Regions from separate parts of the Mus musculus genome. Here region 2 is linked to region 1. Evidence: chromatin loops called from intact Hi-C (ENCODE). Cell type or tissue: heart. All regions are shown on one strand. Each heading gives the region's core, and the rest is flanking DNA. Links, peaks and the distances in the headings are about the cores only. Region 1 holds the start of Fbxo30 (F-box protein 30). Region 2 holds the start of Epm2a (epilepsy, progressive myoclonic epilepsy, type 2 gene alpha).

The links. Hi-C counts contacts between places; a loop is a spot of excess contacts. Peaks named below come from ENCODE experiments on the same cell type or tissue, not always from the same donor. Only the 100,000 strongest peaks of a DNase experiment are listed, where the experiment ranks them.
Region 2: it touches region 1 in a loop (5-fold over the local background); 13 of 42 quality-filtered maps call a loop at or near these places.

What each region holds. Positions count from the first base shown.
Region 1 is chr10:11,272,392-11,288,125 of GRCm38, reverse strand. It overlaps Fbxo30 (F-box protein 30), which reads right to left and starts at 6,796. Exons shown (of 3, transcript NM_027968.3): 1 at 6,626-6,796. In heart, for the core only: a CTCF peak has its summit at 7,248 (motif pointing right); DNase peaks (open chromatin) are centred at 6,295, 6,855 and 7,165; H3K4me3 peaks cover 3,225 bases; H3K27ac peaks cover 3,036 bases.
Region 2 is chr10:11,334,312-11,348,621 of GRCm38, reverse strand. Epm2a (epilepsy, progressive myoclonic epilepsy, type 2 gene alpha) reads right to left here and starts at 5,177. Exons shown (of 4, transcript NM_010146.2): 1 at 4,854-5,177. The coding sequence starts at 5,151. In heart, for the core only: a CTCF peak has its summit at 3,317 (motif pointing right); a DNase peak (open chromatin) is centred at 4,891; H3K4me3 peaks cover 1,609 bases; H3K27ac peaks cover 1,591 bases.

The DNA.
Region 1 (15,734 bases), core at 2,849-10,848:
CATACTTAAGCAATTTCCCTTTTATGTCTCTTCATACATGGTCTCTCTCTTTAAATAGTACTTTTCTTCAGGATTTCATGTCATTTTTTGTTCACACTATGCATTCTTTCTGGGTGTGTCAGGTTTTTCCAACTTTCATTTACCGTCTATAGGGTGAAAACTCATCTATACATCCTGCCTAAAAATCTTCCAAACTCCAGACCTCTAGAGCTATTTCCTGATGCAGACCGCTCTTGTATTTCAAAATAAATAGCCTCTTCCATTGTAGACTGAAGAGACAATTCAACTGAGCATTTTCCAAACTTAATTATACTGTAGTATACAATATTAAAACAAAACAAAACAAAACACTGTAGCCTATTTTCTTCGTTGACTACATATGGCTGCTAAATCTCTGGCATGTATTTAGATAAATTCTAGCTTGGTTTCAGGTAGGTAATCATTCCACAAATTGTAACAACTTTCTCTCTGGTTGAGGACTCCTATTCCTCACACAGGAATAATTAAAGCTAAGCTGGTATTAACAGAGCCCTTCTAGTAGAACAGTCTTGAGTTGATAATGTAATGTTTGTTCAATGATGATATGGAAAACGGTAACACATTCAACACCAAATTATGTGTAATTGTGTTTATAAGTAAATCACAATGAGGGCTGGAGAGATGGCTCAGTGGTTAAAAGCACTGACTGCTCTTCTGAAAGTCCCGAGTTTGAATCCTAGCAACCACATGATGGCTCACTACCATTCGGATTGAGATCTGATGCTCCTGAAGACAGCTACAGTGTACTTAGATATAATAATGTAAATAAATCTTTAAAATAAATAAATAACAATGAATTGAATGAATACTTTTAATATTATTTTCTCACAAAATCCACAGGCAAATGTTTACTCTAAATTTAAACTGGTTGTACTAAAAGAACCACAAGAGGAAAAGATATACTATTTATGGCAAATATTTATAATGAAGTAATGAAAATGCTTAATAAGAATTAAGACAAGCCTTACTGAGGCGGGGTTAGAGTGTGAAAATAGCTGGAGCTTTCTTATTTTGCAATAAGGCTGAGCTTATTTCACATGCTAGAGGTTAAACTTGACTGTTATTAAGAGAGAAATCTAAAAACACAAGCAGTGGTTTGGAACTTAGTGTGGTGGGGACACTTTATGATATTATCCACACTGTCACCCAATCACACCAGGCAGAGCACAGCTTGATATTCCTTCATTGAAAAGTGTTTAAAGTAAGCACTGCAGTTCTGACTCACATGCAAAGGTGAATGCAAAAGGCTCTTGAGTCTCACAGTAAGTAGCCTCTTTCACATTACTCCCTCAATAAAAATGTCATAAAGATGTAGCCAGAGGAACATTACATAGTAGTTTATTGCTTTTTGAAGTAGACTTAGAAAAAGGATTAATATCAAATACACACTTCTTTTATCCTTAACAAATACTAAGTCAATTTCTTACAACTCAGAGAAAAATTGTGTTCAATAGTATTAAGTGGCTGCCCAAAGTCATCTATCTAGGTAAGTGACAGAGGAGGGGACTTAAACATATATCTTATCACTGTTTGTGGACTAGCAGACATGTTTACATATAAAAATTTAAGAGCATGAGGCAGCTCTTCAACAACTGGTGATTCAATTCTAAGATGTTCTTTGACAAATGAAAATTACACAATTTTGCTTGTAGTTTATTCTAACACCTAATCACCTTGTGATTAGAGCTAGTTAGAGCTAAAATCTTTTAGCTCTTTATAATTATTACACCACATTACACTGCTTTGACCATATGTTTTAAATATGAACATATGAATTTAACCATTCTTGACATGTCTAGGTCAAGCCTGTTTTATAGTTAAATATACAAAGAAATAAGAAAGTTCAGGCCGGAAAAAAAAAAAAAAAAAAAAAAAAAAGAAAGTTCAGGCCGGGCGGTGGTGGTGCATGCCTTTAATCCCAGCACTTGGGAGGCAGAGGCAGGCAGATTTATGGGTTCGAGACCAGCCTGGTCTACGGAGTGAGTTCCAGAACAGCCAGGGCTACACAGAGAAACCCTGTCTCGGGAAAAAAAAGAAAAAAAGAAGAAAAAAGAAAGTTCAGTAATAGCCAATAGCCTTTCTGGAAAGAGAGTCTAGCTTTCAAACTTTAAAGCGCTTCCAAATCCACCCTGTTTTGAATCATGGTCACTATTATAAAATTTAAAATGCCTTCACAAGGTATTTTAAGTTGTTCATGAATCCTGTGTTACAGGTGTTTAAAAGTTCAATCCTTAATTTATCCTTAAATAGTGGCCCACCAGACCTGGTAGAAAACGTTTCGTTAAAATTATGGCTTCAACTTTGAGATGTGCTTCATTAAACTCAATGGCATTTTTTAAACATACCCAAATCAATTTCTAGTAGGCTACACTTAAAAGAATTATTAAAAAAGTTTCATTAGACAAAAAATTATTTGTATATGATGTAACTTTAATTACAATAATTTCAGTTTTCTCTAGCAGTTTTTGTTTGCCAACTCCTACTCCATGGCTGACTAGCAACCCTTAAACGCGCCATTTCCCACACAAGGAAACAAGAGCTTCTTACTCAAGGCACAAAGACAGTGGCTTCTACTGTTTCACAAACGTCACAAAAATCTACAAGATGACATAATCATAAACTAGCACAATTTTAAAAGATGCTAAGAAAAAGTTAATACAACTGAGGGTGTTTCCAATGTCTACCTGTCTCAAAGACACACACACAGACACACATCTTTCCCTCACCATGCGCCATGTGTGTCAACCTTAGTTTCAGCTTGTGACCTTCCCCTAGAACCTAAGACAAGGCATGGATCTCTTACAAAACAGATGCTCTTCTGTGCTGTACTTTCTATGGCAGTGCTAGGGACAACTGAAAATAAATCTTTTCTTTTTTTTTTTTAAATAACCAGCTCTATAGGAAAACTATAATCTCTAAGAACACCCAAAGTATGCCTGCCCCTAAACTCTTATGTTCCCCGAGTTCACAACTGTGCTTCAATTTCATATGCACTTGTGTAAATACATGAATAAAAGAAGAAAGAAAAGAAAATAAATTCTCAGACATCCTTGATTTCATGGAAAATACACCATGACATGATAAAAAAAAAAAAACCTGTACATATCTAGCATTAGAAAATTAATTTAAAACAAAATACATCAGTTAGCCATGCAGAGTTAATGGTGCTCAAACATTAAGCATCACCTAATATGTCCCAGGCATCTTATACGACTATAAAACCTAACATTTCATAAAAGCCAATCAAAGAAAAAATAAATCAAACAGTAACTTCAATTTTGACCTTCAAATAAAAAACAAAAACAAAAACCAACCTTAGAGAACTGAATATAGGGAAAAGCTCTAGGTTTGAAAAGAAAGGTATTGGTTGATGCCTGTACACGTGCAGGGGCCTGAGCAGGGCGTGAAGAAAAATGACCTCAAAGTCTGAAGTGGCATCAGCGTAGCCTTTGCTTAGCATCACATGTGTGTGTTATTAGGGAAACAATTCTACTAACATGTTCTAATGTAAGGCTGATATGGAAGCAGTCTTGTCTAATTTGTCTAAGAAAAATCTTATCTTTTGTATAGTCAGAGGTACTAGTACGTAATAAACAGAAGTACTTGCTGACCCACTAATCAAATAGGTGCATTTAGTTTTGAAGTTAACAAATCTATACCTCAGTTATTTTATCTGCTTTTAAAGGATGGTGATGGTGGTGGAGGCCAGACAGGGAGCTCAGCAGTAGAGCACTTGCCTACCAGATGCAAGGGCTTGGATTCTGCATTGAGCACAGTAAAAACAAAGCACAACAAACAGAGAATGGTCAAAGCCTCACCACTCCACATGAGGAAAATTAAAATTCCCACCAAATCCCCAACTCATGGTGCACACACACCCAATCCACTGATTTTCTACCTTCATTATACTGCTGAGGCAATACATAAAACACGGGGACCAAAAACAAGTACAGGGAGGAAAAGGTCTGCTTCTGCTGACACTCCCAGGTCACAGTGCATCCAGAGCAGGCGGTAGGAACTCGAGCAGAAGCCATGAGGGAATGCTGCTTTTTTGCTTGCTCACTGTCCGATGCTCAGCTAGCTTTCCTAAATAGTCCAGGGCCATCTACCTAGGGATGGGACTGCCCACAGAGGGCTAGGTCCTCCTACATCAATTAAAGACAGTCCAGCACCGACAGCCTCACAGGCCAGAATGACCTAGGCAATTCCTCAATTGAGGCTTCTTCTCTCAGACTCAAGGTTTTGTCAACTTGACAACTGAGGCTAACCAGGCACATGGCTAAACAAGTTATATTCTAATTATTTTATTAAACTTTGCTTCTGGTTTTATATAAAAATGAGCTAACGAGATGGAAATTTATGTTCATGTTCTTATCCCTCCAGATGTAATATAATCAAAACAAACAGCTGTCATTTCTAAACCTGGTCATGGTTAAAAATTTTTAAATAAAAGTTTTAACTACTCACAATTTTCTCCCCTAAATACACAAATGAAAAAAAAATCATGGACTTGGATCAGAAATTAAATGATACTCAGATGAGAACCTATTTAAATGAATACATAGATGGAACCAGATCTAGTCAAGCGGCAGGAAGGACTCAGTCTAAGATGGCAAGAAGAGGCTTCCAGGAAGCCTCAGCTTTTGACTTTGAGGCAATTATTGGACCTAGAAAGCAATACTGAATTTCTGAAAGTTTATTACAGTTATTTCTGTGTTCAACAGTAAATATAGTTACTCACAAATGGAGTCACTCTGCTTTACACAATAGCCAGATTTATATACAACTACTTTTAAATGTTACTTAAATTTATAAAGTTTACTGTTATATGAGGAACCACTCTACCCAGTGCTAACATTAACCATTCTGTTAAAAAAAAAAAAAAAAAAAAAAAAAGACAAACCAAAAAAAAACAAAAAACAAAAACAAAAAACCCAACCTATTTTGTTTAAAAAAAAAAAAAAACCCACATTTTGAGGGAGGTGTATTCAGACTAACATTTTCCTATTCATATAGGAACTACTTCAAGCTGACCCTCTTCTATCCCATCGTAACTAATATGAAATGTAATATTTATTCAGCCTTTTAAACTTACAATTCTTATCACTGAATACATAAATGCAAAAATATTCTCCAGGAAAATGCCCAGCAAGAGTAATTCCTTTTATTAAATAAACAGCAGTTTTAAAATCTTATTTAGAAGATTATCCAAGCGTTAGATTTTAGAAACATGCTATATCAAACAGTAAACACATTAACTAAAGCCTGTTTGTCTGCCCTTAAAGCACCTCTCAAGCCATATGGGAAGTGTTAGCAATTATTTTATGCAATATTACTTTTAAAAGAATATTTTATTTAAGTATTTTATATTTTAAGACAAAAAATAAACAAAAAACCCTTTAAACCTAAATCTAAACATTCAGAAATATTAGAGTTCCAGTTTTCTTATATCATTCATAAAACACCTACTATTTCTAGAATCACACACACACACACACAAAAGCTTATGTCCCTATGTTAAGTATCGGGTATAAACTGGTGATCTAAGAAGTTAGCAAAACATGTTGTCCTCAACTAAACTACTACAGCAAGAAACAGTGACTAAGCATAAAGAAGAGTGATTCAACGAAACTGTATGCTTTAGAAAAATCAAACAGGGATACTTCATGGTATCCTTTGTCTCTTTGTCAGTCAACACAGGATTGTTTGGGAAAACTAACATAAAAGCGTGCAGAGCGTGTTAATGTAACTTACTTTGCCTGAAATTTAGCAGGGAACAAATAAAAAAAAGAACCTCAGAAACTTTTTGAGACTTCGTTTTAAAAACGTTAACCCTCTTTGATACCAGAATGCCCGTAAATAACTTCATCTTGGATCACAGTCAACAAAGCAATCATGGAAGAAAAGGTCAATTCCTTCCCAAGCATCTATTTTATCCGGGATTTACCACGGGACTCAAAGAAGGGAGAGGGGAGCAGGAGAAACGCGGCAAACACAGGCCTCCGTCGAGGTTAAAATGTAATCCCCGAGTGACTTTGAATCCGCCGTGCGTTCCCTGTCCTGCTTCCAATCTGGGACTCCACGAGCTGGAACCCAGGAACTTGGGGGGGGGGGGGGTGATCCCTAAGTCTCGCTTTAACCAGGGCCACAGCTAAGCCTCCGCGCCTCTCACTTCCATGAATGGAAAAGTTACCAACTTCGCTTATCCCGCGGAGACACTTGGAGATGCCTCGCCGTCCTTTAACCCGTTTGCGCCCAAACTCCTCAAGTCCCTACGAGGCAGAGGGTGCGAGCCACGCATTCCGGGGTCCCCCGGGGCTCCTCTGCGCTCAGTGGGGGTGGGGGCGGAGGTGGGGGTCTCACCCGGTTCCGCGTCCCCGGGGGTCGGGGCGCCATTTGCCGGGAGCCTCAAGGGCAGGCCACACGGGCGGCCGGGCGCGACCCGGACGGGGCCAGCCGGACGGAAGCCTCTGAACTGCGCCGACTCCACCGGCCCCGCCGCCCCCGGGGCCCGCGCCGTCCGGGCCGCTGCCCGCCCGCCCGCCCGCGTCCCCGCGCCAGCCTCCCGCGGCCTCGCCACACTCACCAGCCCGCGCGGGCCGAAGCGCCGCTCAAACCCTGGCTTCTCTGGCCTTAGCGCCCGGCGGCTCCGCAGCGTCCCCGCACCGGACCGGACCACGCACGGGGCCCGTCCCGTCCCAATCCTCTGCGCCTCCGCCCTGCCCGGACCGCCGCCTTTTCTCCTCGGCCTCCAACCGCCACCGCCCTCCTCGCGCGCCCCGCCCCGCCCCGCTGCGCCCCGCCCCCCGGCCCGGCAGCGGGTGAGCGGGCACGCGCACGCACAGCGGGCGAGGATGCGCACGCTGTCCTGTGCCGGTCAGGCCGAGCGCAGAGAACCCACGGGGCAGCCTCTCCCTTGGTGCTCCCTGCCGGGTCCGCCTTTCGCGCCTTTGCTTTTTGTTTGTTTTTGGAAGGACTCTCCGAGCCCCTGTGGCACTGTGGAGGACGCAGGCCCAGGAGCGCGACCCGTCCTCCTAGCGCGCACTCGCAGGAAATAGGTCAGCCCCCGTTGTCGGTGGTAACTGCCACCACCTCACGTGCCCGAGCCCTGTGACTCGGTGACCGCTCTGCTCTGTGACCCGTTTCCCCTTGTAAGGGCTCTGCTGCTCGTCAGCCCGCGGCGGGCGGCTTCGGTGGGGCGAGCCACGCGGCCTCCAGAGGGCGCGGCGCGGCTTCTGGGAAACGTCTTAGGGCCGGAGCTTTCCCGTGGCCATCCAGGGCTACACACCCCGCGTGTAGGCGTCCCCGTTACTACCGCCAGGCCCGGGCGTGAGGCTGAGGGACGGTGATGTCACCGACGCCCACCCCGTCTGGAGGCCTCCTGCCAACTCCCACCTCAAAGCCACCGTGAAGGAGCCTTGGCCCTGGCTGGCGGAGGGGCGGAGGTGAGAAAACCCCCTTGGGTGGCCGTTCTGGTGACTGCAGTTTTACTCCCCAGCTGTTGGAAACGGTGGCTCACGAGAGTCACCGTCCTTCACCTTAAAAACCAGCACTTTCATACAACTACACAAAACCCTGGGGAGCTTAAGACTGAGCACACTGTAAAGGTCAGGGGTTTGGTTTGGTTTAATGAAGACATTCAGATTTTTGAAATATTTAGTGCTTATATGTGGGGTGCTTAGGACGCTGTATTTTTTTTTTTTTTTTTTTTTTTTTTTTTTTTTGCCTGCTTTGGCTGTAGGAGGTAGGCGCTTTTCGGTCAGCCCAGAGCGTGAGACCCAAAGGGGCCAGGTAAGAAAAGTGAAGCAGACAGATGAAATGGTGGGAGAGTTGCTTGTGCATGACAGGTGGTCGCGATTGAGTCACACATCCTTCCATTACATCCCCTTCCGCAAAATAAGGGGACTGCGGCAGGGAATCCCAAAGGCTCTCTACAGCTTCAACATTCCCATACTGATTGATTGTACTTTGGGGCTTTCTGCCTCTCTAAATCACCTAGTTGACACTAGGTCATCTCCCACCTCAAGCTGAGTAGGAGTCAGGGCAAACAGAAGCCTCTGCTCTTCCATAAGTGGCAACCAGAGACTACCAGGAATCAAAGGTCTTCAAAGATGTCCTCGGAAGTATATGTGGACTTTGGGCTAGACTTGTGGAACAAAACTACCATTTATGTGGCTTAGCCACCCAGAAAGCAACAGGTACTTTGGCAATTTAAAATAAACAAATAAGCAGTAGCAGGTTTGACCTGTCTGCTCTCTTTAAAGAGAGGAGCACAACCCCCCTACCACGTTCTTAAATTAGTCTTGCATCGGCTTAGGAAGAATACGTACCCTATTTTTTTTCTAGAGGTCAATTTCATGGTGGGATGCTATAAAAACTATGGGACGGGAAGGTTGGTAAAGTTTTTGCTGAGCAAGCAAGAGAACCTGAGTTCCATCCCCAGCAGCTATGTAAAAAGCCAGGTGGAGTGGTGGTTATGAGTGCTTCCCAGGGCCCTTTCTCAAAAAGTAGGTTAGATGGTTCCTGAGGAATGGACCTAGGGTTGGTCCTTGGCTTCACATACATACACAAAACTAGCTAAAATAAGACCACAGTCATAAAGCCTGCAGGCAAGACTGAACTATAAGAGATAGGAGTTTTCAGAGAAAATTGAATTGGCTAAACAAATCCTGACAAATTGTTTTTCCATTTATTCAGTGTCAAGGCTAATAGCACCTTTAATTTGAAAAGGTTTTCTTGCCCAGTTAGACCACCAGCCTGTATTTGGAAAGCCTGAGGCTAAAGCAATGGAAAAGTCAAGAGTAAAATTTAAGTCATGTGCTAATTAAGGAAAGCACCTTTGGCTAGAGACAAGTGTGAGTGGGTAAAGGCAGATTTGCGGCTGTGAAGCCATGAGAGAATAGGCATTACTAACCGGGATAGTAATACTAACTGGGATTAGTATTAGATATTAATACCCAGCATCTAATATTCACCAGGTATAATTATGTTTCTAATACACATTCATTTGAAGTACAAAAAATATAATTGCAATTTACAAGAAGCCTCCCAAGGACAAACTTTATAGCCTCAAGTCAACCTTCGTAGTTTTAAATAAGTAATCAAAGCAATTTGAATCCTGTGGAAAATAGAAGATCCAGGTTTTGTCTATATGAACCACAGACCTCTTAAACCATATTCTAAAGAAGAATATGTATATATCAGTGATCCATGTTTTTAGTTAATAAGATTAAACTTATCTGTACAGTATCTAGCATACAGAATATGTATGCACTCAATAAATGAATGATTTTACCCTGCCCCACTCCCAAGCTCAGCCTGCAAAGTGTTGCATTTCAGGTGACTAGCGTTTGGTGGTACTCAAGTCTGGGGGTGAGGAAATAAACAGGTAGACTCAGGTGGAGTTGATAGTTATTCTTTCATCTGTCTAAAACTGTGTAACTGTATAGTAACTGTGCTTGGTAAGGAGGTCGAAAATTTTTCATGCAGAAACAAATTAATATACATTAAACAGGAGAAACCAAATTTAACAGCCCATAAATGAACTCGATTCCATTTTTATCCTTTCTGTACTCTGCTGGAGTGGTAGCAAAGAAAATGCCATAGTGTAACAAGTAGACTCGGAGGAAACTGTTGGCATCAGAAGAGCATACTATGTTGTTCTAGTTGTTCTATGTTGTTCTGTTGCACATGGCAGTAGAGGAAATAGTAGCTCCATATCTTCTGTTTTGTTGTGGTGGTTTTTTTTTTTTCTTATTAAAGCTTCTGAAATTCAGCTAGTTACATGAACACCATCTGATGTTTTTGAATTTTCAGAAACCCCATGTGTGCATGGCTGGGGCTGAGAGGGAATCAAGCACCACAACAAAGCTACATCTTTTTAGTGAGTCATGCAAAAGATGATAAAATAGAAGTTGGTACTTAATTCTAGGAATAGCATGGTTCTTAAACTGTTAGAGTATTGCTTTCCTCTAAAATGGATTTCTGTGCTGAACGGCTAACTTGTTAATTAGCCCTCAGTCCCTTGGGATATTCCCTTCAGTATGACAGACTCTAAGCCTGCTGTGACCCATGACTCCTAGTAGCCACATTAAGGATGAAACATGTAGCCTTGCCTTCCCATTCATACAGAGAAATACTATAAACAACACATGGTTCCATTTCTTCTCTCCCTTGATGAAGTCATACATCTTTTTTTCTTTGAAAAATAAAACATGCTGAGACCTCTGCACTAGGATAAGTTCAGCTTCTCTCCATGCAGCAACAGAGGGAAAGTCCTAGGCATTGCTCTGGGGCTCTGAAGCATGAGCAGGGCTAGGCGTCTGCAAGACCTTTCCAGCCTCAGCCTCCTGCTCTAGGAATCACAGGCACACTGAGCCAGGAAAGCTCTATTTGGACCACAAAGCAGGTTCCTGTTGCCCACTGTCTGAGTCTGATCTCTGCTTTTGAGTTCTGATATGGACATTGTTCTTTTTCTTTTCTGTTTTCATGAGAAAACAAGATCTTCTCCAAAAGAGTCATGAACTCATCTGGATAAGTAATTAAATAGCTCCAATATTTAGAAGGTGTCTTAGAGTTTTAGAACAGACACCATGACTAAGACAACTCTTATAAAGGACAACATTTAATTGGGGCAGGCTTACAAATTCAGAAATTTAGTCCATTATCATCAAGGCAAGAGTATGGCAGCCTCTAAGTGTGGAGGAGCTAAGAGTTCTACATCTTGTTCTGAAGTCAGAATACTGGCATCCAGGAAGCTAGGAGGAGAGTCTCAAAGCCCACTTTCACAGTGACACACTTCCTCTTATAAGGCAACACCTACTTCAACAAGCTACACCTCCATGGTGCTACTCCCTGGCCCAAACATACTCAAGTCATTACAGAAGCCCTGAGAAGGAGCCATACTGAGAAGGGAGTATACACACACATCAGCATGCCACACACTGGGATTCCAGCCCAGGCCCATGTACATGCTGGGAAAATACCATTGAACTAAACCCATCCCAAGAAGCCATTCAAGTTTTTAATAATATATTTAAAATCATTTCAAAGTTTATATAACCATATATAACCAAATTAGAACTTTGCATGCTTGTGTATCAATTATTTGTATTTCACATTCAAGCAAGTAGAGAGATGGGATATTGAGATCCTGTGATTCTATGTGCATTCTTTCCAGAAAGACCAAATAAGTTGTACCTTAGAGATGATTAGCTCCATCATTCTATAAAGGCATACAAGACACATCTATCCAAGTCATGATGTTAATCACTGACAGTCACAGAACAACTAAGACTTAGTTGCCTATTTGGCTTCTATGCCACTTTGACACAGAACCTTTTGCTGAAAGGTATGAACTACTAGATAGCTGATGCCTCTGTTTTCAGTGTTTATGATATTTCCCTTCAGGATCTCTGTAGATTGCAACCTACGTCGCTATAGGATCTACTTCTATAATTATTGTTTCATTTGATAGGGAGGTGGTGAAAGATCGTGGTTCCTTCTGAATAAAACTTAACCTTCTTAAGATGCCAATTTTCTTACTTTCAATGCTTAATTTTTAATATATTTATTCTTTGAGGATTTTTTTAAAAAGATTTATTTATTTATTATATGTAAGTACACTGTAGCTGTCTTCAGACACACCAGAAGAGGGCATCAGATCTCTGTTACAGGTGGTTGTGAGCCACCATGTGGTTGCTGGGATTTGAACTTTGGACCTTTGGAAGAACAGTCGGGTGCTCTTACCCCCTGAGCCATCTCACCAGCCCTCTTTGAGGATTTTGTACAATGTATTTTGATAATATTCATTCCCCACTTGCCTGTCCAACTCCTCCCATATTCATCCTACCCACTTATATTCACCTAACAACTTGTTCTTTCTTTCTTTTTTTTTTTTTTTTTTTCTGGTTTTCCAAGACAGGGTTAGCCCTGGCTGTCCTGGAACTCACTCTGTAGACCAGGCTGGCCTCGAACTCAGAAATCCTCCTGCCTCTGCCTCCCAAGTGCTGGGATCTACTGGGCGTACGCCACCACTGCCCCATGTTCTTTCTTTTTTTTAACGACAAAAAATGTTTGACTATATCTGTATGTATGGGAAGAAGAAAGGGGATACATAATTAAAGGAGACCTTGACAATGGAAAGAGTAAGTGTTTGATTCAGAACCCATCTACTGGCATATGGGATTTGTGGGCCAAGGACAAAAATTTCTGTGGAATAGGAGAGACACTGGTGATGACAGTGGGGACAAATAGATCCTACACGAGGGAACAACAACAACCAAAAAAAGGACACTTTCTTCACAGTGGTGCTGATTGGTGGAATACGAAGACAATTTTAATGTTACTGATAGTTACCTCTGAAAGTCATCTACTGGTCCAGAGAGACAGCTGTTAAGAGCCCTTCCTGCACTTTAGGAAGACCTGAGTTCAGTTCTCAGTACCCACATTGGGCAGCTCTTAACCCCCCAATTCTAGGAGATGTAAGATCTTCTTCTGGCACTTCACTTATATGCACAACCCCAGGCCACCACACAGATACACACCTATACACTTAATTAAGAATAAGTATTTTGCCAGGCGTGGTGACACACGCCTTTAATCCTGGCACTCAGGAGGCAGAGGCAGGCGGATTTCTGATTTCAAGGCTAGTCTGGTCTACAAAGTGTGTTCCAGGGCAGCCAGGGCTACACAGAGAAACCCTGTCTCGAAAAACCAAAAAAAAAAAAGTATTTTGTTGTATTTGTGATTTAGGGGATAGTGACCTTATTTGTGCCATCTTATACACAAATTCATTTAAATAATAAATCATGCTATAGTAGAGTTTTATCATAAACCTCATAACAAAGAAATTATTTCCCACCATAGGAAGTCCTTGAGAATATTCTTGAAAAAAACCATTTAAGATTTACATTTTTGGGCTGGACAGATGGCTTAGCGGTTAAGAGCACTGACTGCACTTCTGAAGGTCCTGAGTTCAAATCCCAGCAACCACATGGTGGCTCACAACCATCTGTAATGAGATCTGACTCCCTCTTCTGGAATGTCAGAAGACAAATGCAGTGTTCTTACATATAATAAATAAATCTTTTAAAAAAAAGATTTACATTTTTCCATGTTTCCTATAAAAGCCAATGAGTATATGTTTACAGATAAAATACCCTGATTTCCTCTAATGAGTATTCATTAACTCTTCATTAATATTAATTAAATGCTAAACACCTACTGATGAGGCAAAAGGCTAAGAATTTTACTGTAATTCAGAATCACTGGGGAGTGAAAATCCAGTGCAGTCAGGGTCAGCCACTGGAATACAAGCAGTTTGAGAATGTACTGTCACAAGGGTTGACACAGTTTTGTGTTGCCTGGAGAGGCCACACATTGCTCTGACCTCTCCCAACCTGTTTGCCTCTGGCTGTGTGACCCATGTTCTTGGCACAGCTTCCTTTGGCATGGCTACTGCTGGCCTCCTGCACTGGTCTGAGCTGTCCTGTTCCACTTCATTAGTTGTGACCCTCCGTCCAACAGCCCTGTTCTTATTCAGCCTCTGAGCCTTCCTGACTATTGTCACTGAAGAAGAGAGGCATGTTGAAAGACTGCATATGGTGGCTCATGCTTGTAATTCTAAAAATCCAAAGGCAGAAATGCTGTTGGGTCATTAAAGCTAGTCTGCAGTACAGAATGCAGTACAGTATGTTTCTAGCGCACCTCAAACTAATAAGTAAACATATTTGGAGAATTTAGAAAGTCAATTGGAACATAAACTTAAGTTCTCTAATGAAAAGATCTTACATACATATATACTAGTGTCCTCTTTGAATACAATTGTATTTTCAAAATTTTGAACCAAGAGTGCATGAAATAAAATTCATACATTAGAAGCCTCTTTGGGCCTCCATCGGCACCAGGCACATACCCTGTGCAAATACAAAAACTCAGACAAAATACACACAAAACAGTTAATGAAAAATTACTAGATATTATAATATCAAATATAAGGGGAAAGAAATGAAAGAGAAAATATATCAAAGTTTAAACCAACCTACATTTTTAAGGTTGGCATTGGACTTAGTGAACTTCAGTTAATAACAATTAATTTTCTCGGGATCCCATACTACTGGGCTAGAAGCAGCTTAGTGGTCATGTGTCTTGATGAATTCCCAACCAAGCTGCCCACAAATGGACTCAGCTCCTTATGTGCTATGAATATACATATTTGCCTTGTCTGTTTTGGCATAGATATTTTTCTTTGTATTTTTAATTTTTTTATAGAGTAAATGTTGCAGTAAATCTCCAACCCAAATAAGCCCAGGCAAAGAAAATACAGCTCAATCGATGTGAATGCAAGCTGCGTGCCTAGATTGGGCAGATGTACCACTACACTACCTTCTTCCCTATCTAAGAGACCCATTATAACTTGTGGTTTCTGCAGACAATGTGCTTCTGCTCCACTTTCCTTCCACCACCTCTGTCATTCTTCTTCCCTCTCCTTCTCTCCCAAACTTTCAGCTTCGCCTTCCCTTCTCCTGCCCAATCGTTGGCTCTAGCCTTTATTTTACAGATTAAGGTGGAGAGAAGGTCCACAAGAAGTCACCCAGTACTGACTCCTTCCTGTTCAAAATAGCTTCCAGGAGAGTGGAATTAGCATCAAAATACAATCAGCCCCAGGGCTACCTGCAACAGAAGTCCATTTTTAAAACATACAAGTATGTATGTGCTGCGTGGGCTTGCGTGCGTGCCTGCTTGCTTTTATGTTAGGCCAGGTATCAACTCTGCATTCTTCAAGCACTGACCATTGTCCTCTCCCCTCTTTTCTGAGACAAAGTCTCTCATTGGCCTGGAACTTGCCATGTGGTCTAGGCTGGCTGGTCCCTGAGCCACAGGGATCTGCATATCTCTGCCTCCCTAGCACTGTGATTACAAAGCCCTAAACCTGGCTCTTTATTTATTTTTTTAATTAATTTTTAAACCATGGAATCTGGAGATTAAATTCCAGTCTTCATTCTCCACATACATTGTTTAGAAACCAAATCCAGGCATGGTGCTATTTTCTCATGTATATATAAAAGTTGACTTTTGGTTTGTTTCTGTATCACAGTATTTTTTATAATAATGGATCATATAATGCATCAGATCAGTATTTATATATTCCAAATTTTCTATATAATATTCATTTTGAAAAATCAGAAACAAAATTAAACCCCTATGTTGTAAGAAGTTGATTTGTGCCCCATTTTTTTTAAAATGTGGAACTATAATTTTCAGAGCTCACCTACCATTAAACATCTAAGTTTCAAGCAAGACATATGTTCTTGCAATTGCCATCACAATCAAGACAATGTTTCTGTCACCCCTAAAACATTTCTTGCACCCCTTGTTTTTGGTCCTCTCAATCCTCAAGCTCTGGCAAGCACTAAACTCTTGTTACTGCTATAGTTTTGCTTTTTCCTGTCAAGCCAATAGAGCTGTGCCAGAGTTCCTTTGAGTCACAGGGATCTTGCTCTATGCATTAGCGATTCCTCCCTCCCTATTGCTGGGCAGTGCTTCACTGTATGGATGTGCTTTCACTTGCTCATCGAACTCCTGAAACTTTTGATGGCTTTATCGTTGGGAAGTTATGTGTAATTGCTTTTCGGAGGATCCATGTATAAGTTTTTATTAACTTAGGGAAATTAAGCATTTGATATATCTGTATT
Region 2 (14,310 bases), core at 1-8,000, 63 kb before region 1:
GCAGCCCTGAGACTACCTCTGAAGAATATGGGTCACCCACAGACCCCACTTGGAACTTGCTTCAAGTGTAGCAACAACACTGGCCACTGGGGAAAGGACTGTCTTCATCCTTTGCCTGCCACCGGGACCTTGTCTGAACTGTGGATGGGTGAGACAGTGAACAGTCACTTCTTTTCAAGGAAGGTCAGTACCCCAAGTTCCTCCTCCCCAGGAAAACCTCTTAGATCTTCTTGGCCTAGAAACTGAAGACCAGCACTGCCCTAGGACCTCAGCCTCTAACAAGGCCATCAAGGTTACCACAGAAGCACAGATAGAGAAACTGTACAGAGAAAAAGTCTCTGTCATTATTAATTAATATGGGTGCCACTTGAGCCATACTTCCTGCTTACTCTGACAAACACACTTCTCAGACCTCAGGGGTGCTGATGACCCCTCTAGTCATAGGTCCCCTCCACTGTTCCCTCTGCAGCCATCTGATAGTCCGTGTCTTCTTCTTCATACCTAGCTGCCCAGCCCCTTTATTGGGCAAGGATATTGGCTAAACTAAGCCTTTCCACTGCCTTCATCCATTCCTCCAGAATTTTCCTTCTTCTCCTAGTCTCTGAGGACAATACCCTCCAGTTCAGCATTCTTTTAGATACAAACTGAGCCTATTTTTCTATTTTATATTAAGTAATTAAATTATGTCAGTCTTGCAGAGGTGAGACCCACAGGGATGTTTTGATAGATAAAATATTTTTAGTGTTTCATCTGTACAAACTTTAAGTTGATTTTCCTTTTAAAGAGACAAATGTCGTTATTGCTGCTGTTCAGTAGATTAATTGTTTAATATTGGATGGTGACCTTCTAGATGGCTAGACCAAAGATGAAATATTAGCATTGTGTGGTAAGACTCATCTATTGCTCTCTAGACCTGACTGTAGTCCCTACACACCTGAAAGCCTGGACTAAGAGTGGATTGGGTTTGACTTTTGTTTAAATTAAAAAGTACATTTTCTTTCTCAATGTTTAAAATGAATGGGTAAAATGTAATTCTAGTAAGGTAGATGTAGTTGAGCAAAGATACTATAAATAAAAAAGGAGTTTAAATATAAAATGTTCTACTTTGTGAATATGCGAGTATAGAATAAAATTTCCTTCATCCATCTATCCCCTTCCTTTCAAATAAACCTTAATTTACAACTGGCAGGTTTGTCTAGATTCCATTGCCTTTTATGTAGCACTGGGACAGATTTGGCTGTAGTTTTAGTCATCTACTTTAAGAGTTTGTCTTCAGATAATCCAAAGGAAAAGAAGTTTACATTCTTGAATATATATTAGCCTCGGCCTAAATAATGATTCCTCTGAAGTAAACCCTTGCCAGGAACAGAACTGACGGATTCTCCACCTCCTCACTCCCTAACATACACTGCTGCGCTGTGCTCGCAACAGCAGACTCCCCTACTCCTTTCCTAGGTCTTTTTTTAAAAACTCAGTTTCAGTCCTAAGGTATACAACTGGATGTTTTTCCTGATGACACAGTGTCGGGAAGTTATTCATATCTAAGAACTTCTGACTGGTCTGGGAAGGATGATGGATTGAATACTCCTAATTTTGTCTGGAAGTCTGGCAGAGTTACAATGTTGTACATTTTGTGGAAGCTTATGTTTTTGTACTTTATATTTCAAATAAGATAGTTTTAGAGTCTTGAGTGAAGAAGAGCCACCTTTGTATTCCACAGTAATAACTAATCCCTAACTCACCCTCTACATCACGGAGGAATGCCATATGCGCCTCCATGCTTCTTCAAATCACCCTACACATCAATGAGGAAGTTTACATTCTGCTCCAAATCACACACAGAAACCAGTGGACTGTGACTTTCTCAGTCATGAGTAGGATAGGTTTGGCAACCTCAGTAGCTGATAGAGATCTGGATGCAGAGCTGGGGGGGGGCACTGGGGGGTGTCACAGTTTATATTTATGTCAGTAGATCTCTACCCAGTTGGCAGAAACCATCCAACAGTCAACCTTGGCCCTACCACTCCTTCAAGACCAACTCACCTTCCTAGCTTCAGTGTTCCTATACAACTGATGGGCTCTCAACTTGCTGGCTGCCAAAAGGGACGGCACTTGTCTCTTATTCAATAAAATATATGGTGGTCCTATGTAAATCAGTCTGCCCAAGAGGAAGAGAGGGGAAAAAAAAAACTCACATAAGTTGGCTTATAAATCTCGACCTCCATGGACCAACTCCAGCATATACTGGATCCTCAGTATGTCTACTCTAGACATGTGGTTGCTGGGAATTGAACTCAGGACCTCTGGAAGAACAAGCAGCCAGTGTTCTTAACCGCTGAGCCATCTCTCCAGCTCTACCTCAGTTTCCTTAAGCGTCCACTTTTTAATTCTCCCTTTTCTTCTGTCCACCTTCCTCAGCAGAGTCTAAGAACCTCCACTATGTTCTGGTTTTCTAGTCTGTGCTAATGAGGAAACCAACCTCTTTGGCTCAGGGTTGCTGGGGACTGGGTGCGTACTCCTGTGTAAAAATGCTAGTATTATAGTATAGTGAAGAAATGAGACTTTACTCATCCAGAGACAGAGTCTGCTTCTGGAAATTCATTTTCCCCCTTTTATTTACTTAGTAATTTGGTGTTTTTGAGATGGGGTCTCTATGTAGCTCTGGATATCCTGGAACTCACTTTGTACACCAGGCTGGCTTTTGAACTCTTGAGTGCTGGGCTTTAAGACATACATCACCATACCAGGCCTCCTTTTTTTTTTTTTTTTGACTGCGAGTACAAGGTCTTGGTTTGCAATGACAATAGCAAAAGTACTAAGCACAGTGGTTCACAACTTTCACAGCACTCTGGAAGCTGAGGAAGGAGGGATGCTACCAGCTACAGGCTACCTGTACATGCATTGCCTCACATTAATCTGCCCTGGTCTAACAAACCATATTCCTGGGTTAGACAGTTTAGCCCCTCCCACACAGTTATCCATGCTCTTAAAGACAGCATCTCCTTGTTAATTTCCAATCCTCAGAACCAACCTACCCATCTACAAGAAGGTCCTGATAACTGAGAAAACAGAACATGAACACATGAAACTTAACTCAAAAAACAAGTCAGAGTACAGAGAATAAGTGGGGTGTGTGTATTATTTTAGAAATCTTTTTTAAAAAGAAATGTCTCTAATAGGATAAAATGAACTCTATAAAATAAAAGTCAATATCACATCTATAATTTAAAATAAGGGTATTAAAGCCAGCAGGGATAATGGACTAAATTCTTTATATTTTATAGCATGTACAGTTGCTAATTTTATGCATTTCCAGTAGGTGTCAATAGATACTCTTTTTTGCAAGCTACATATAATGTATGTGGTAACCTGCAGAAAAATTGAAAACAGACAAGTTAAAGTGAATGCATTAAGAAATAGCAACCCAACCATCAGCACTTTGGGGGTATTAGAAACGCTGATAAAGGAGGAGACCTGGAAATGGGTGCTCTAGTACACCACGCACCGTTATTAAAATTATCAGATGTAATTTTACTGTGGAAAAAGGACACAGTGACATTAGTAGAAATGCACTGCAAAGGGAGGACAGCCAAAGGCAGGCAGCTCTCACATCTGACATAATGAAGTGCTAGCTGACCATCAAACCCAAGAGTGGCCAAAAAGACCAGCAAAGGGAATAAACAGATCCCAGTAAACCACGTGCTTTTCTTGGGTCTCGTTTTTTTGTTATTCTGCATTCTTGTTTTCCACAAGAACTGGCTAATGGCCTGGTTGTCTGCCCATACGAATTTCTCAAGAAGCATTCATTCCCTCCACGGGACTCTGAGAACCACTGAGCCACACACGTTCAGTTTGCCACCACGCCCATTGCCTTCACAGAAAAGGCTGTCTCGATCCACCCAGCGTGGTCGGTGGACACGCTGCTACGGATTTTTCAACACATTCCTTACTGAAACGTAAAGTGGCGACATTTTGGCTTGTCCAAATCCATTGTACAGAAACATTTCCAAATGCTAGAAAGAAAACCGCACTTGGATTCCAATCCAAGAATCTCGAAAACCAAAAGGAACCTTAATGCACAGTAACAGCTGCACAGTATTTTTTTTTTTCACTTAAAAAGTAAAACACACCTGTATGCAAATAAGTCTGAGCTATATTAATATTGTTAAAGAAAAAATAAATACTCAAAATTATATATTGTACAATATTTGTTCAAACAGTTACACACACACGCGCGCATGCAGGCAATATGTTTAGGTTTTGTATGGTGGAAATGCTGCTTTCAATCATATATTCTTATTATAATATTTTTGTGGAACAAGTTCTCACTTTGTAGCCTTGGCTGGCTGGGAACTCCCAGCAATCCTCCTGCCTCAACCTCCCAAGTACTGAGATTACAGATTTGTGCTATCACAAGTGGCTATTTACTTTTATTATTTCTTTACAACCGATATTACTCTTTACATATTTTAAGAAATCAAGTCATGTCTCAATTGTCTTCTATCGCGGTGACCTGACTTTGGGGGAGGAGCTTGCTATTTCCCACGATTCGGTCTCAAAAATCTAAGGGAAAATTCCCTCCAGCAAGCGGCCCCTTGTAGTGTGGGGTGGGCCACTTCGGAGTGGATTAGAGAGAGGCCTAAGGCAGGAGACCCTCGGAACTGGGTCTTGATCCGGACCAGGGCATCGCTGTGCAACCGGGTAGGGTCAAGATGGTGGGCGAGCGGTGGCCAACAGTTAAGTGCACGGGGAGCTGCGGGGGCGCGCGAGCTGCGGGCTGCGCGCCCCCGAGGCCGCGGCCGGGGTGCACGGGGAGCTGCGGGGTGCGGGCCTCGGGCCGGGGAGCGCAGTACCTTCCCAGTGCAGCTCGCCTCCAGGCTCGCGCTGCAGGAACTTGTACCAGAACGTGTCAACGCGGCCCGGCTCCGCCCCGCCGGCCTCCTCGTACGCCTCCAGCTCCACCTCGGCGAGCCACAGGCCGGGCTCCTGCAGCGCCAGCGCAGCGGCGCCCGCCGCGGTACCCGCGGGCCTGAGACGCACGGCGCCGTGCGGCTCCCAGCGCCCTAACTCGGGCCGCGAGCCGGCGAGCAGCAGCTCCTGCCGAGCGCCGGCCACCGCGGGCGGCACCACCACGCCGAAGCGGAAGAGCATGGCGGTGGCCCGAGTCCTGGGAGCCTGGCGAGCGGCAGCGGCGGCGGCGCGAGCTCCGGGGCGGCGCGAGACGTGCAGCGCCGCGCGTTTGTGGCCCGGTCACGCGGCCGTGGGATCAGGGTTCCCAGGCGCCGTGGAGCTGCAGCCGCAGGAAGCGGGCATTCGGGGCTCGCGAGAGGCTGAGACCCACACTGGACCTAGGAGGGAGGAAAACGACACCCCGACATTGTCCTGTCGTCTTCCCAGAGATCTGAAATCACTTTTACTAAGTCAACAAAGGAAGAAAGAGTTGTCTAGCCTGAACCTCCAGCCTCAGTGAAGTTGCCGATCCAAGATTTACCTGTAACCCTCATTCAAGCACCCCAACATTTAGTCCTTATGGGCCTCTGATTATAACGTGGGAATAATACATATGAATAATGTTCTTTAGAGACCCTCCACTCAATACACAAAAACCCAGCGTTCATCAAACACACAAAATACTTTCCCTTGCCTAAAGGGACTAAAGAGAAAAACAAAATTTCAGCCTCCTCTTTTTAGCGTGTATAAGTTGATCTCAAGATCAAAAAAAAGAGAAAACCTTGTTTGTGAGATGACAAAGTTTAGAAACAAGGTCTCACTGTGGAAATCAGACTGGCCACAAACTCTTGAGATTCTCCTGCCTCTGCTCCTTGGATTACAAACCTGCATCACCAGTGCCCAGCTACTGTGTGTGTGTATGTGTGTGTGTGTGCGTGTGTGTGTGTGTGTGTGTGATAAAAACCTATTTAAATTTTCTTCTTGGGGAAAAAAAACAGAAAAATAAATAAAAGTTGCTTCTTGCAAATATTAGCACTTTAGGTCAAGAAACAACTGTGTCATTATTTGGCCTCTGGGAGCAGAGGAGGCTGCTTCAACTTGTTATTAATATGAATAAAGAAATGTCTGGAGTGGCTGGGGTTCGTTCTGGTCAGTGCGAGCCCCAGGCCACCTTGGGCACGAACTCCGCAGACCTTCCCAAGGTCCCCAGAGAACTCTCCATGATGCAGGTGCCCTAGCACACCCAGGATCTTAGGATCACTGAGGAGAGTCAGCAACCAGAGAGGGCCCTGACCCCATGACTCGAAGGTGAGAAAGCCAACTTGTATCCCTGGTATCTCAGAGACCAGTCTGAGCAGGAAAACAGGAGGGCCTCAAAAGCAACAGAGCTTCTTAGACAGGGCCCCTTCATGCCTCATCCTTAGCCAGGAGGCAGAGCTGAACTCCAGACCTCTGTGCATCTTCCCTGCAAGAGAAAAGCTTGCTTGCAGAGTGCTCTAACCTCAGGAGAAGAGTTGGACTCCCAGGAGTGCTGACAGAGGCTAACAGAATCACAGGAGGAAAAAACTCCAGCAAGACACAGCTAGAACATCTAACACCAGAGATTATCAGATGGCGAAAGACAAACATAAGAATCTTACTAACAGAAACAAGAACACTTGGCATCATCAGAACCCAGTACTCCCACCACAGCAAGTCCTGGATACCCCAACACATGCGAAAACAAGATTCAGATTTAAAATCATATCTCATGATGCTGGTAGAGGATTTTAAGAAGGGCCTTAATAACTCACTTAAAGAAATACAAGAGTACACTGCTAAACAGGTAGAAGTCCTTAAAGAGGAAGCACAAAAATCCCTGAAAAAAATACAGGAAAACACTGCTAAACAGGTCCTTAAACAGGAAACACAAAAATCCCTTAAAGAATTACAGGAAAACACAACCAAACAGTGATGGAACTGAACAAAACTATTCAAGATCTAAAAATAGAAGTAGAAACAATGAAGAAAACCCAAAGGGAGACAACTCTAGAGATAGAAATTCTAGAAAAGAAATCAAGAACCATCAGCAACAGAATACAAGAGATGGAAGAGAGACTCACAGGTGCAGAAGATTCCATAGAAAACATAGACACAACAATCAAAGAAAATGCAAAAAGATCCTAACTCAAAACATCCACGAAATCCAGGACACAAAGAGAAGACCAAACCTAAGGATAAGAGGTATAGATGAGAATGAAGATTTTCAACTTAAAAGGGCCAGTAAATATCTTCAACAAAATTATAGAAGAAAACTTCCCTGACCTAAAGAAATAGATGTCCATGAACAAGAAGCCTACAGAACTCCAAATATGTAGCCTCCCTCAAGCCTGAAGCAGGCTGAGCCAGAACTTGACCTTGCTGCCACTAAGGAGATTATCTAGGGTGGAGCCTTCTTCCCTAGATCACTCTATTGTTGAGCCACTGTCACTGTTCCTCTTCAAGATACTGCTACTTGCTGAGAGGCCCCCCTATCCTGCCCTATCCTGCACATCATCACCTGCAGCTGGTTCCAGGCTCCAAGGATGAATTGGCAGAAATGGACTTTCTCCCCTCCTTTATAAAGCGTGTCCGCCATTAAACATTTGAACCTTGAGCAGACTAGCATGTCTTGGTTCCATTATTTCTCAACCCGCCTAGGCTCCCTCTTTTCTTTCAGTTCCAAGATGCCTTCCAGACTCGAACCCGAACATGAGAGCCGCAGGCCGGACCCAACAATTTGGTGAACCAACGCGGGACCTGTGATAGGCAGAGGACATTTGGAAGAAGCACTGATGGTTTGGAGCTCCATGGAAGAAGAAAAGAATTAAAGAAAATTCGTACTGGAGAAGGTTGGTACGGGTTAAGCTGGAACAGCGCTAAACCAGCGCTGGATTCACTTAGGTTCAGCAGTGAGTTATCGGGAACTAGGAACTCAGCAGGCAGGCAGTTGGCTTCCAGAAGCTGCTTTTTTAGGCGAGAGAAATAAAAGGGTTTAATAAAAGGGACTTAATAATCAGGTGGATGGCAGCAGTTGAAAACTGCATCAGGCTGGAGGAAAGTGGATTTTGAAACTCACCCAGGGACAGAGAAAATCAGGGAATGCCCTCTTGTGTGCATGCCGGCCGGTGTCTTTGTTCTGAGTGTGTGTCTTATGTTTCCTGAAACGAACATGTGCTCATTGTGTTGGTTTGTTGTCTGTGTTTCGTCCCGTGTCTCTGAAACATGGTGTAGTCTGAGTATAGATCCGCCTGAGTTTGGTTTCTCTGGTGTTTATAGACGATGGGGTTTTCAGAAATGTGTGATTGGTATCTGCAGCTGTCCCTTTGGGCTGTAAGGACAGGAGGACTGTGGTCAGCAGATGTGCTAGGAAGACCACTACCTCCCCAGGGGATGCCCTGGGGAGTAGGGAGAGCCAGAGACCTCTGGCAGTCTCTGGAGATTGGTCAGAGGGACCAAGTTTTGTTTATGAAATGGAAGCTTACCCTTCTAATTCTTTTGCCTGCTCATGGAAGATGAGAAAGGGTTGCATATGTCTGAATCTGTTGGTTTCTGTTTTATGTGTTTTGTGTATGTGTTTAGAGCTATGTGAAAATTTAGAAAAGTGCTAGTGTACTGGAAAAGCCCTATTGGGAGCTGATTCCAAATGCAGCTCTTAAAGGGGCAGGTAGCCCTTTGCTTGTAATAGAAAGTTAGCTTAAAATTGGTAACTCAGAGTTGGAGTCATTCTAAAAAACATGTGGCAGGAGCGAACCCAGGAAAACAGGTCTTTACAGATACTTCAAAATAGGGATAATCTTTGGGCCAGGACTCTGGCAGAGTGCTCAGATTGAGAAATGTTTGTACTTGGGTAGACGAGGAGCTCAGCTCCTGAATGTCATCACCTGCAGCTGGTTCCAGGCTACAAGGATGAATTGACGAGAATGGACTTTCCCCCCTCCTTTATAAAGCATGTCTGCCATTAAACATTTGAACCTTGAGCAGACTAGCATGTCTTGGTTCCATTATTTCTCAACCCGCCTAGGCTCCCTCTTTTCTTTCAGTTCCAAGATGCCTTCCAGATTCGAACCCGGACATGAGAGCCGCAGGCCGGACCCAACACAAATAGACTGGACCAGAAAAGAAATTCCTCCCGACACATAATAATCAGAAAAACAAATGCACTAAATAAAGATAGAATATTAAAAGCAATAAGGGAAAAAGGTCAAGTAACATATAAAGGAAGACCTATTAGATTTACACCAGACTTCTCACCAGAGATATGAAAGCCAGAAGATCCTGGGCAGATGTTATACAGACACTAAGAGAACACAAATGCCAGCCCAGGCAACTATAACCAGCAAAACTCTCAATTACCATAGACAGAGAAACCAAAGTATTCCATGACAAAACCAAGTTCACACAATATCTTTCCATGAATCCAGCCCTTCAAAGGATAATAAAGGGAAAACACCAACACAAGGATGGAAACTACACCCTAGAAAAAGCAAGAAAGTAATCCTTCAACAAACCTGAAAGAAGACAGCCACAAGAACAGAATCCCAACTCTAACAACACATATGACAGGAAGCAACAATTACTTTTCTTCAATATCTCTTATCAATGGACTCAATTCTCCAATAAAAAGACATAGAATAGCAGACTGGCTACATAAACAGTGACTCAACATTTTGCTGCATAGTTAATAAGTTTTTGTTTTCTTATTCTGTTATATACCTAGTGAGATGGTTCTACCTACTTCCAGGGTTGCCCTGAGAGTCTAAGATGAGCCATGGTGCTGAAAACATGTGTTCTCCCCCCAAATGCCCAATTTTCTATTCAGCCTTATTCAAGGAGTGCTATATCTACAAAACTTAACAACTACACAAACTACGATCCTAACACAACGGAAGTTCGAAACTGTTAAAAATTACACTGCCCTTGGAAATCTTCATAGAGAATTAGAAAAGCATTTTAGGGAAAATATGAACATGACTGGTAAAAGGGATAAAACATAATTTACTTTCTGTAGACATCTCTGTTTATAGATGCTAGATCATAATGTCATTTGGTTATAATTTGGTTAAAAACATCATTCTTTGGTTAAAACTTTGGTTTAACTTAATAGTGTTTAACTTACATTTCCAAACTTTCTATAATTCTATGCCTTTATTTTATTTTTCTCCTATCAGAATTACACCAGACTTTTCACCAGAGACTATGAAAGCCAGAAGAGCCTGGAGAGATGTTATACAGACACTAAGAGAACACAAACTCCAGCCCAGGCTACTATACCCAGCCAAACTCTCAATTACCATAGATGGAGAAACCAAAGTATTCCACGACAAAACCAAATTCACACATTATCTTTCCACGAATCTAGCCCTTCAAAGGATAATAACAGAAAAAAAAAAAAAAAAACCAATACAAGGACAGGAACCTCACCCTAGAAAAAACAAGAAGGTAATCCCTCAACAAACCTAAAAGAAGACAGCTACAAGAACAGAATTCCAACTTTAACAACAAAAATAACAGGAACCAACAATTACTTTTCCTTAATATCCCTTAATATCAATGGTCTCAACTCCCCAATAAAAAGACATAGACTAACAAACTGGCTACACAAACAAGACCCAACATTTTGCTGCTTACAGGAAACTCATATCAGAGAAAAAGATAGACACTACCTCAGAATGGAAGGCTGGAAAACAATTTTCCAAGCAAATGGTATGAAGAAACAAGCCGGAGTAGCCATCCTAATATCTGATAAGATTGACTTCCAACCCAAAGTCATCAAAAAAGACAAGGAGGGGCACTTCATTCTCATCAAAGGTAAAATCCTCCAAGAGAAACTATCAATTCTGAATATCTATGCTCCAAATACAAGGGCAGCCACATTCTTTAAAGAAACTTTAGTAAATCTCAAAGCACACATTGTACCTCACACAATAATAGTGGGAGACTTCAACACACCACTTTCACCAATGGACAGATCATGGAAACAGAAACTAAACAGGGACACAGTGAAACTAACAGAAGTTATGAAACAAATGGATCTGACAGATATCTACAGAACATTTTATCCTAAAACAAACATCTCATGGTACCCTCTCCAAAATTGACCATAGAACTGGTCATAAAACAGGTCTCAACAGATACAAAAATATTGAGATTATCCCATGCATCCTATCAGATCACCACGGACTAAGGCTGATCTTCAATAACAACATAAATAATAGAAAGCCAACATTCACATGGAAGCTGAACAACACTCTTCTCAATGATAACTTGGTCAAGTTACAAAGAAAGAAAGAAATGAAAGACTTTTTAGAGTTTAATGAAAATTAAGTCACAACATACCCAAACATATGGCACACAATGAAGGCAGTCCTAAGAGGAAAACTCATAGCTCTGAGTGCTTCCAAAAAGAAACTAAAGAGAGTGTACACTAGCAGCTTGACAGCACACCTAGAAGCTCTACAACAAAAGGAAGCAAATTCATCCAAGAGTAGTAGATGGCAGGAAATAATCAAACTCAGGGCTGAAATCAACCAAGTAGAAATAAAAAGAACTACACAAAGAATCAACCAAAGTAGGACCTGGGTTTTTTGAGAAAAATAACAAGATCGATAAACCCTTAGCCAGACTAACTAGAAGGCACAGGGACAGTATCCTAATTAACAAAATCAGAAATGAAAAGGGAGACATAACAACAGAACCTGAGGAAATCCAAAACATCATCAGCTCCTACTACAAAAGGCTATACTCAACAAAACTAGAAAACCTGGATTAAATGGACAATTTTCTAGACAGATACCAGGTACCAAAGTTAAATCAGGATCAGACTAATGATCTAAACAGTCCCATATCCCCTAAAGAAATAGAAGCAGTCATTAATAGTCTCCCAACCAAAAAAAGCCCAGGACCAGATGGGTTTAGTGCAGAGTTCTATCAGACCTTCAAAGAAGGCTTAATTCAAATTCTCCTCAAACTATTCCACAACATAGAAACAGAAGGTACTCTACCCAATTCGTTCTATTAAGCCACAAGTACTCTGATACCTAAACCACATAAAGACCCAACAAAGACAGAGAACTTCAGACCAATTTCCCTTATGAATAGCGATGCAAAAGTACTCAACAAAATTCTCACAAACAGAATTCAAGAATACATCAAAACGATCATCCATCATGACCAAGTGAGCTTCATTTCAGAGAAGCAGGGAAGGTTTAATATACAAAAATCCATCAACCTAATACACTTTATAAACAAACTCAAAGGGGAAAAAAAACCACATGATCATCTTGTTAAATGCTGAGAAAGCATTTGACAAAATGCAACACCCATACATAATAAAAGTCTTGGAAAGATCAGGAATCCAAGGCCCATACCTAAACATAATAAGAGCAATCTACAGCAAACCAGTAGCCAACATCAAAGTAAATGGAGAGAAACTTGAAGCAATCCCACTAAAATCAGGCACTAGACGAGGCTGTCCACTTTCTCCCTACCTATTCAATATAGTACTTGAAGTCCTGGCTAAAACAATGAGACAGCAAAAGGAGGTCAAGGGGATACAAGTTGGAAAGGAAGAAGTCAAAATATCACTATTTGCAGATGATATGATAGTATATATAAGTGACCCTAAAAATTCCATCAGAAAACTCCTAAACCTGATAAACAGCTTCAGTGCAGTAACTGGATATAAAATTAACTCAAACAAATCAGTGGCCTTTCTCTACACAAAGGATAAACAGGCTGAGAAAGAAATTAGGAAAACAACACCCTTCACAATAGTCACAAATAATATAAAAATACCTTGGTGTGACTCTAAATAAGGAAGTGAAAGATCTGTATGAGAAGAACTTCTAGTCTCTGAAGAAAGAAACTGAAGATCTCAGAAAATGGAAAGATCTCCCATGCTCATGGATTGGCAGGATCAATATAGTAAAAATGGCTATCCTGCCGAAAGCAGTCTACAGATTCAATGCAATCCCCATCAAAATTCCAACTTAATTCTTACTTACTTAGAAAGGGCAATTTGCAAATTCATCTGGAATAATAAAAAACCTAGGATAGCAAAAACTATTCTCAACAATAAAAGAACCTCTGATGGAATCACCATGCCTGACATCAAGCTGTACTACAGAGCACTTGTGATTAAAAACTGCATAGTACGGGTACAGTGACATACAGGTAGATCAATGGAATAGAATTGAAGACCCAGAAATGAACCCACACACTTATGGTCACTTGATCTTTGACAAAGGAGCAAAAGCCATCCAGTGGAAAAAAGACAGCATTTTCAACAAATGGTGCTGGCTCAACTGGTGGTCATCATGTAGAAGAATGGGAATTGATCCATTCTTATCTTCTTGTACAAAGCTCAAGTCTAAGTGGATCAAGGAACTCCACATTAAAACCAGAGGCACTAAAACTTATAGAGGAGAAAGTGGGGAAAAGCCTCAAAGATATGGGAACGGGGAAAATTCCTGAACAGAACAGCATTGGCTTGTGCTGTAAAATTGAGAATTGACAAATGGGACCTCATAAAATTGCAAAGCTTCTGTAACGCAAAAGATACTATCAATAAGGCCAAAAGACCACCAACAGATTGGGAAAGGATCTTTACCAATCCTAAATCAGATAGGGGACTAATTTCCAATATATACAAAGAACTCAAGAAGTTAGACTCCAGAAAATCAAATAACACCATTAAAAATGGGTTATAGAGCTAAACAAAGAAATCTCAACTGAGGAATACTGAATGCTGAGAAGCACCTGACAAAATGTTCAACATTTAATCATCAGGGAAATGCAAATTAAAACAACCCTGAGATTCCACCTCACACCAGTCAGAATGACTAAGTTAAAAAATTAAGGTGACAGCAGATGCTGTCGAGGATATGGAGAAAGAGAAACACTCCTCCATTGTTGGTGGGATTGCAAGCTTGTACAACCACTCTGGAAATCAGTCTGGCGGGTGCTCAGAAAATTGGACATAGTACTCCCGGAGGATCCCGCAATACCTCTCCTGGGCATATATCCAGAAGATGTTCCAACCTGTAATAAGGACACATGCTCCACTATGTTCATAGCAGCTTTATTTATAATAGCCAGAAGTTGGAAAGAACCCAGATGCCCCTCAACAGAGGAATGGATACAGAAAATGTGGTACATTTACACAATGGAGTACTGCTCAGCTATTAAAAACAATGAATTTATGACAATTGTCATTTGGCTATGCAAAGAGGACTACCTGTCTTTTTTGGAATTCAGATTTCAGTGATTCAGTTCTGCAGGAAGCAGGCTCTAACTCTTGTGTGTGGTGCTGCCTGTACCATGGGGCTTTCACATGGAATT